Regions from separate parts of the Homo sapiens genome. Here region 2 is linked to region 1. A link is an interaction called in ENCODE POLR2A ChIA-PET data of the cell type or tissue named here. Cell type or tissue: GM12878. All regions are shown on one strand. Each heading gives the region's core, and the rest is flanking DNA. Links, peaks and the distances in the headings are about the cores only.

Evidence for each region. Peaks named below come from ENCODE experiments on the same cell type or tissue, not always from the same donor. Only the 100,000 strongest peaks of a DNase experiment are listed, where the experiment ranks them.
Region 2: POLR2A ChIA-PET joins it to region 1 with 7 read pairs; 4 of 35 experiments call an interaction of 5 or more read pairs at or near these places.

What each region holds. Positions count from the first base shown.
Region 1 is chr12:14,451,612-14,456,005 of GRCh38, forward strand. All of the region lies in intron 6 of ATF7IP (activating transcription factor 7 interacting protein), which reads left to right. Among named protein-coding and RNA genes, the nearest start is that of PLBD1-AS2, 76 kb to the right of the region's middle. In GM12878, for the core only: a CTCF peak has its summit at 2,692; a DNase peak (open chromatin) is centred at 2,680; H3K27ac peaks cover 220 bases.
Region 2 is chr12:14,402,024-14,406,417 of GRCh38, forward strand. All of the region lies in intron 1 of ATF7IP (activating transcription factor 7 interacting protein), which reads left to right. Among named protein-coding and RNA genes, the nearest start is that of ATF7IP, 39 kb to the left of the region's middle. In GM12878, for the core only: no CTCF peak of the experiment used is centred there; a DNase peak (open chromatin) is centred at 1,878; H3K4me3 peaks cover 1,251 bases; H3K27ac peaks cover 1,902 bases.

The DNA of each region.
Region 1 (4,394 bases), core at 221-4,220:
CTTGTTGGTTTTTTTTTTTAAACAGCATGTTTAATTTTCACATATTTGTGACTTTTCCTACTTTTCTTCTGCTGTTGACGTCAAGTTTCATTCCATTATTGTCAGAAAAGATACTTGGTATGATTTCATTCTTTCTAAATTTGTTAAGACCTGGGTTGTGACATGCGACCTATCCATGAGAATTTTCTATGTGCTCTTGAGAAGAATGTGTATTCTGCTGTTGTTTGATCCAAGCTTATCCTATGTGTCTGTTAGGTCCAATTAGCATATAGTGTTGTTAAAGTTCTCTGTTTCTGTGTTGATATTCTGTCTGATGGTTCTATCCATTATTGAAAGTGGGGTATTGAAGTTTCCTACTATCATTGTGTTACTGTCTGTTTCTCCCTTCCATTCTTTCAATGTTTGTTTCATATATTTGGAGCTCTGATGTAGGGGTGTGTGTGTGTGTGTTACAGCTGGTGAAAGTACCCTTTTATCATTATGTCCTTCATTGTCTGTTTTGACAGTTTTTGACCTAAAGTCTATTTTGTCATACATAAGTATGGCCCATCCTTACTCTCTTCTTGTTACCATTTGCATGGTAATATTTTTCCATCCTTTCACTTTCATTCTGTGTTGTATTTTGGATCCAAAGTGAGCCTCTTGTAGGCACCATATAGTTGGATCTTATTTTAAAAAACATTAAGTCAACCTGTCGTTTGATTGGAGAATTTTATCCATTTGCATTTAAATAAACTGCTCATTGGAAGGGACTTATTGTTGTCATTTTGTTTTTTTCTCTATGACTTGTAGCTTTTTTTTGTTTCTTGATTCCTTTGTGTTTCATTGCTTTTTGTTTTTCTTTTGGTATAGTAGTGTGCTTTCATTCCTTTTACAGTTCGTTTTGTGTATTTTCTTTAGATGTTTCCTCTGTGGTTACCGTGGGGATTACATAAAACATCCTAAAGTTACAACTGTCTATGTTAAACTGCAAATAACTTTAATCATATAAGAGCGCTAGTCTATATCTGCCTCACTATGACTTGATGTTACTGTTGTCGTATATCACATCTTTTTATGTTGTGTATCTGTTAACATATTTTTAGTTTTTTTAAGCTTTTAAGTTCTATACCAGAATTAAAAGTGGTTTATGCACCAATATAACAAGAATACAGGATTCTGTATTTTTCTCCTTATCAACATTTTCTTAGAGAAGTTTATATTTTTGTATGCTTCCATGATGCATACACTCTTTAGTTTCCACGTGAAGGGCTTTCTTCAGCACTTCTTTTAGGACAGGTATAGTGATGAAACTCCTTCAGCTTTTACTAATCTGGGAAAAATTTTAATTTCACCTTCATTTTTGAAGCATATTATTGCCAGGTATAGTATTCTTGATTGGCAGGTCTTTGATTCAGCCCTTTGATAATATATTATCTCACTCCTTCAGGCCTACAAGATTTCTGCTGAGATATCTGCGTGTTATCTTATGGGAGTTCCCTTGTGTGTTGTTATGAGTTGCTTTTCTCTTACTGCTTTCAAGATTATTTACTGTGATTCAGACAGCTTGGTTATAATGTATCTCAGTGTAGATGTTTTTGGGTTAACAATAGTTGGAGGTCTTTGAGCTTCTTGAATTTGCATCTCCATTTTCTTCTTCCAGTTTCAGACATTTTCAGCAATTATTTATCTTTCTCTCTGTCTTCCTTTACTTCCCTTATGTGTATATTGGTCTGCCTGTTGGTGTCCCAAAAGTCCTTTAGACTTTCTTAGCTTTTTTTCATTCTCTTTTTGCTCCTCTGGCTTGATAATTTCAAATGACCTGTCTTCAAACTTGTGGACTTATTTTTCGGTTTGATCCGGTCTGCTCTTGATTCTCTACAGTGAATTTTCATTTCAGTGTATTCTTCAGCTTTTTAATTTGTATTATGATACGTTTTTACAGTTTCTCTTTGTTGATATTTTCATTTTGTTCATGCACCCTTTTCCTGATTTTGCTGTTTTCTGTCGTCTCTTTCACTTTCACCTAATTGAGTATCTTTTTTTTTTTTGAGAAGGAGTTTCGCTCCTGTCGCCCAGGCTGGAGTGTAACGGCGCAATCTCCACTCACTGCAACCTCCGCCTCCTGGGTTCAAGCGATTCTCCAGCCTCAGCCTCCTGAGTGGCTGGGGTTACAGGTGCCCACCATCACGCTCGGCTAATTTTTGTATGTTTAGTAGATACAAGCTTTCACCATTTTGGCTAGGCTGCTCTTGAACTCCTGACCTCAGGTGATCTGCCCGCCTCGGCCTCCCAAAGTGCTGGGATTACAGGCACGAGCCACCAGGCCTGGCCAGAGTGTCTTAATGATAGTTATTTTGAATTCATTGGCAGATAATTCATAGCTCTCTGTTACTTTAGGGTTGGTTTTTGGAGATTTATTTTATTTATTTGATTGGACCATGTTTCTCTGTTTATTTGTATGCTTGTTGAAATTTTAGCATTTGAAAAAACAGCCACATCTCCCAGTCTTTGTGGACTCTTGTACACAGGAAGGGCTTCACCAGTCAGCCTTGTTAGAGAGTCTGTGGGCCTCTAACACCTTTTTTTGGCTATGTGTCTTCTCTGGGCTTTTGCTTGTACTCTTCCATCTGAAGAGGTTTGCCTCTCTACTCTGAAGCTCCCTCTGGTACCTGTCTTTGCTATAGCAGCCTCTGGTACTTTGGCAAGCTGTTGTATTAGTGCTTCCCCTGCTGTCTGTCTGTGTTACTGCAATTTCTCTGGTGCTCTATCAAGTTGAGGGTCCTGCCTTTGGTCTCTGAGGCTCACAGGCATCCGAAGTGCCATAGTCACAGTTCTTGCTCCAGATTAGTCCTCCATGTTGGGTAAGACAAAATCTAATGCGTTGGGCATCTTTCTTAAACAGTTGGATTCAAGCTCCAACTTTCTCTTTCCTTTCTGATGTAGAAGCTGTGTTGGGAGGTTGATGGGGTATAGTGAGTAAATGCAATGTATTTTCCTAACTGTTCCAGTGTGCCTCTTTTTGGCCTTGTGCTCACCTGGGATGGCATACCCTCTCAACTAATTTGTGGAAATCTCATGCAGGCAATATGATGCTTATCTTGTTAAGTCATCTCCATATGGGAAGCAGAGGGGACTTCCTGTTCTGACATGTTGCTGATCATACCACAGTTTTCAAAAATCCTCCATCAAATGACTCCTGTGTTCTAAACCATTTATTTATTCTCTATGCTTTTATTCTTCTTGTTTTTCTCCTGAAATATTCTTTTATCTTAACCATTTTGAGTGTAATAATTACTCAATGATGGCCAGGCACAGTAGCTCATGCCTGTAATCCCAGCACTTTGGGAGGCTGAGGCGGGCAGATCACTTGAGTTCAGGAGTTCGAGACCAGCCTGGTCAACATGGCAAAACCCCACGTCTACTAAAAATACAAAAATTAGCCGGGCCTGGTGGCAGGCACCTGTAATCCCAGCTACTCAGAGGCTGAGGCAGGAGAATCGCTTGAGCCTGGGAGGCGGAGGCTAGAGTGAGCCAAGATGGTGCCGCAGGATGGTGCACTCCAGCCTGGGCGACAGTGAGACTCTATCTCAAAAAAAAAAAAAAAAAAATTACTCAACAATGTGCTTAAAGATGCATTCCTTTCCCTAAAAGCTTTTCTTTTTTAAGCTTTTTGCATTCGCCTTACACAGTTATTTTAATGTGCTTTTCTCTTGTTTTACATTTGTTTATCTTGACAGCCAGATTTTAAGCACCTTTATAGCAGATTGTCTTAATTCTATTGTTTTTCCCTCTACACGTATCTAATGCAATGTCATACTAGAAGGTTGAAATTATTGTTGTGTCATATAAAAAGTAGCAAGATGTATTTGTTGTTAAGAAGAGTGATTAATGGCATCTGCTCAATGTAATTCTAAGCATTTACTACCTTTGGTTTAATATGTTATTCTTACACTTGACTTAGTCTTGAGTAGAGATATTTTATTCTTCCATTTTTTGTTTGTTTGTTTTTGAGGCATGTTCTGGCTCTGTCACCCAGGCTGGAGTGCAGTGACACAATCTCAGCTCACTGCAACCTCTGCCTCCTCGGCTCAAGCTATCCTCCCACCTCAGCCTCCCAAGAAGGTGGGACCACAGGCGTGTATTACCACGCCTGGCTAATTTTTGTATTTTTTTTTTAGAGATGGGGTTTTGCTACGTTGCCCAGGCTGGTCTGTAACTCCTGAGCTCAAGCAATCCTTGCCTGTCTCAGCCTCCCAACGTGCTAGTATTACGGGTGTGAGCCACTGTGCCCAGCCTCGTTTTAAGAGATAAATGATGATAGTGTTATTAATGATGGAGGCCTAAATAATGATAGTTAATATGTAGGCGTTATAATTCCATTTCTGTATTCCCTGGTTTTGGGGGGAAAGGCT
Region 2 (4,394 bases), core at 133-4,132, 50 kb before region 1:
TTAAAAGCTAGTCATGCTACAAAATATCTAGGTGGAATTTTCTTTTTTTTTTCTTTCTTTCTGTCTGTCTTTCTCTCTCTCTTTTTCTTTTCTTTTCTTCTTTCTTTTTTTTTTTTTTTTTTGAGATAGGGTCTCGTTCTGTAGCCCGGACTGGAGTGCAGTGGCATGATTATAGTTCACTGCAGCCTTAACTTCTGGGGCTCAAGTGATTCTCCCACCACAGCCTCCCAGGGAGCTGGGGCCAGAGACACATGTCACTATACCTGGCTAATTTTTAAATTTGTTGTTGAGATGGGGTCTCGCTGTGTTGCCCAGACTGGTCTTGAATTCCTGGGCTCAAGCAATCCTCTTGTCCCAGCTTTCCAAAGTGTTGGGATTATAGGCATAAGCCACCATGCCTGGCTATAGTTACTTTTAAAAATTCCCCTTTTTTTTCTTTAGTCACCTCCCTGACAATACTTCTAATAAATTTTATCCAGGAAGAATTGATTTTTTTTTTACATTGAGTCTTAGCTCTAATATTTCATAAGACAGTTCTAATATGTCATGTAAGTGTTTCTAGATACATTTTTCTTGCCATTCTGATTTTTTTTTTTTTTTTTTGAGACAAAGTCTCCCTCTGTCACCCTGGCTGAAGTGAAGTGGTGCGGTGTTGGCTCACTACAACCTCTGCCTCCTGGGTTCAAGCGATTCTCCTGCCTCGCTTCCTGAGTAGCTGGGATTCTATCATGCCTGGCTAATGTTTTGTATTTTTAGTAGAGACGGAGTTTCTCCATGTTGTCCAGGCTGGTCTTGAACTTCTGAGCTTAGGTGATCCACCCACCTCACCCTTCCAAAGTACTAGGATTACAGTCATGAGCCACAGCTCCTGGCCTGAATGTTTTCTTTATTGTATGTTCTGACTCCTGTTTGAGCTTTTACTGCTTTGCTCAGGATTTTCACAACGTATTGGATATAGTATGCATACCCTTTGTTTTGTGTTTAAGAGAAATGTCTGTGGTGTTTTATTACTATGGTGTTTTTTTGTGTTTAAGAGAAATATCTGTGGTATATTATTATGGAATTTCTTGTTAGTTTGAAGTGATCTTTATCAGCTAAAGGAATGATTTTTATGTTCTTAATTTTTATTTTTATCAGTGCTTAATTTTAATTTTTATCAGTGAATGAGTGTTGAAACATTTAGTGTCTTTTCAATTTCTGTTAAGAAATGAGTTAATTTTTGTTTACCCCTTTTATATTGTCAATAAATTTCCTAATATGCTTTAAAAATTATTAGAGGTGTTTAAAATGGAAAAACAGTGCAGTTTAGGATAGAGATGTTAATCTCATCTTTTAGTAGTTAACCAGGAATATGAGGATAAAGGAATTAGAAGAAAATGTATAGTTTCTTGCCTCCTGGCCTTAATGATCTAACATAGTCACAGTCAGGCTCCACAAACTGCTCTTCTAGTCTCTCTAAGCACTGTTCTTTGCACAGTATATTTATTGAATTGATTGTTGTGCTGTTAACAGTGAGGTGGCTGATCGAATTTTTTTCTGTTTACCAGTCAAATGGCTTCAGACTCTTTATGTCAACAGTAGAAAAGATGATTAAAAATTTAGAAGAGAAATATGGTATTTGGAAATGCCAAAATAAGGTGCTAGATCTGCATTTGTGAACCCTCCAAAAGAGCTTAGTTATATGTACTTGGTGGCTTACTGCATTTATCACTGAATTTCCTTGGAATTTTTCTCCCCTGCTTCTCTCTCTCCACCTCCTCCTTTTTATTTTTTTTAATTCTGGAGGCTCTAGGCTCAGTTAAATATTTTCATGTGGCAGAGAGCCAGATTTCCAATAGCCCTGAACTCAGCATGCTGCTGTTGCTTAGCAACTACTTGTGAAGTCTTGTGGCTATAACTGAATTATAAATAGGGTTATGAGCAGAAGTGCAATTGAAATTGAGATTGGAAAGAAAGGCATACTCTTTTTTCCCCCGTCTCACTTGAATTTGAGTGATTTTTTTTTTTAAATGCAGAGTCAGTTTTCAGAAATCTGGCTCATAAACATTGGTAATACTAACCCTATCAGGAAGACAATATGGGCATCTTTGTAATTACACATTTGTAAGCTTTTTTTTTTTTTTCCAGTGCTAAACAGTCTATAATGGAGACAAGGCAGTTCATGGAAACTAGAGAACAGAACTTCTAATTTTCATGGTCATACATGTAGAAAAATATCCATATATTGTATTACTGCTGTATTTATCTTCCACATTTACATTAAAATCTACATACAGGAACACTTTATTAGATTATGTTCTTGTACTTTTCATCACATCATTTCTTTAGAGTGGCTTAAAAATTGTCCTATAATCATGACCACAGGCATTTGATGAATATTGAATACATGAGTAAATCAACCTATCTTTATTATTGCTTAAACAGTACATTTTTAAGTACACTTTATTAAAATGTTATCAGCAAAAAACCTGAAAGGTTCTTTAAGGTCTTCTGATTTAATTTCCTTATATTTCACATGGAAAGCTTTAGACCTAACGATGTTAAATGATTTGCCTAAGATCTGTCATACCCTGGTGTGTGTATGTATATTTGGTTTTTTTGCATTGGTCTCTCTTACTGTTACATATTTCACAACTCTCTTTTTTTTTGCACTCATATTTCATCAGTTTACACAAAATTTAAATTCTGTAATTTATTAAAAAATGTACAACTTAGTAACAAACACAACTTACATGAACAGGTTTAGTTGAGAGCAGAAGACCATGGGTATCAGTCAATAAATTTGTAGAATGGATGGAGACCACTGGCTTATTTGATATGATGATTAGGAGGTTAAGAGAGTTTCCAAAGTATAGAATTTTTGGTCAGAACTCTACAGATTTTTTTTCAGGTTCCAAAAGATGAAACTAAGTGGCAATTCTTGGTTTTGGGTAAAGAACTCTGTGCTTTCTTAAAATATATTAAACTTTTTTTAATCGCTTTTAACAGCCCATCCTATGAAACTAAGTCGATTGCAGACATTTGCCAGAAACAAGTAGATTGTATTCTTAGGCATTGTTGCTAGGAAAAATTTAGAGTGGAAATGTAATTTTTTCTTTTGCTGCCAGTGGAGGTGCTGGTTCATTCTTTGTTGTATGCCCAGTAGTAGAGATCTTGCTATCAAAAGTGTAAGTTTCTTTGAAAGGTTTAACTGAAGGAAGATGTAGAATTATAAATAGAATTGGCTGGAAAATTTGTGATAAAAAATAATTTTAATTAGATCTACAAAGAGGGATAACCAGCAATCTTGCTCTGCTATAGAAGATAAATAGTTGGTACAAAGAGGAATTTGAATTTCCTCCATAATATGGAAGAGGATTTAGGGTCTTTTTTCTTTCATCTTTTTTTTTTTTTTTTTTTTTTTTTTTTTGTGACAGGATCTCACTCTGTGGCCCAGGCTGAAGTGCAGTGGCACAATCATGGCTCACTATGACCTTGACCTCTCAGGCTCAAGTGATCCTCCCACCTCAGCCTCCGGAGTAGCTGGGACCACAGGTGTGCACCACCACACCCTGCAAATTTTTAAATTTTTTTTGTTGAGACAGGGTCTCACTATGTTGTCCAGGCTCATCTTGAACTTCTGGTGCCTCAAGCAGTCTTCCCACCTCAGCCTCCCAAAGTGTTGGGATTATAGGCGTGAGCCACTGCACCCAGACATCTCAGCTGCCACTTTAAACTCCTGTGGGTTTTTAGTAGGGCAGTTGGAAGAGAAGAGGAATAAGATAGAGATCCAGGGTGAAGTTCCTGGAACTCTCTAAACTATTCTAAGGCATTTTAGTTGCTATACTAATTGTTCTAAGGTGCCTTGGTTATTCAGTTTCCCTCAAATTTTGATTGGTATGTGATGTGTAACTGCTTTGAATAATGTTTTGCAAGCATCATGTCTTCTTGCTTTTCTTGAAACAAAACTGGCCAGTATGAGCAAAAATTATTTTAAAAGCATTAAAACTAATTTAATAAAGAAAATGTGAAATTCCAAGACATGTTTAAAGTGATATTTGATATATGGGATTATTAAATGTTCTCACTTGTATTGCTTTGTTTTTTTATTTTTTGAGATGGAGTCTCGCTTTATTGCCCAGGTGGAGTGCAGTGGCGTGATGTCAGCTCACTGCAACCTCAGCCTCCTGGGTTCAAGTGATTCTCCTGCCTCAGCCTTCTGAGTAGCTGGGGCTACAGATGTCTGCCACCACGCCTGGCTGATTGCTGTATTTTTAGTAGAGTTGGGGTTTCGCCATGTTGGCCAGGCTGGTGTCGAACTCCCAGCCTCATGTGATCCACCTGCCTTAGCCTCCCAAAGTGCTGGGATTACTGGCGAGAGCCACCGCGCCTGGCCTGTAGTGCTTTATTAACAA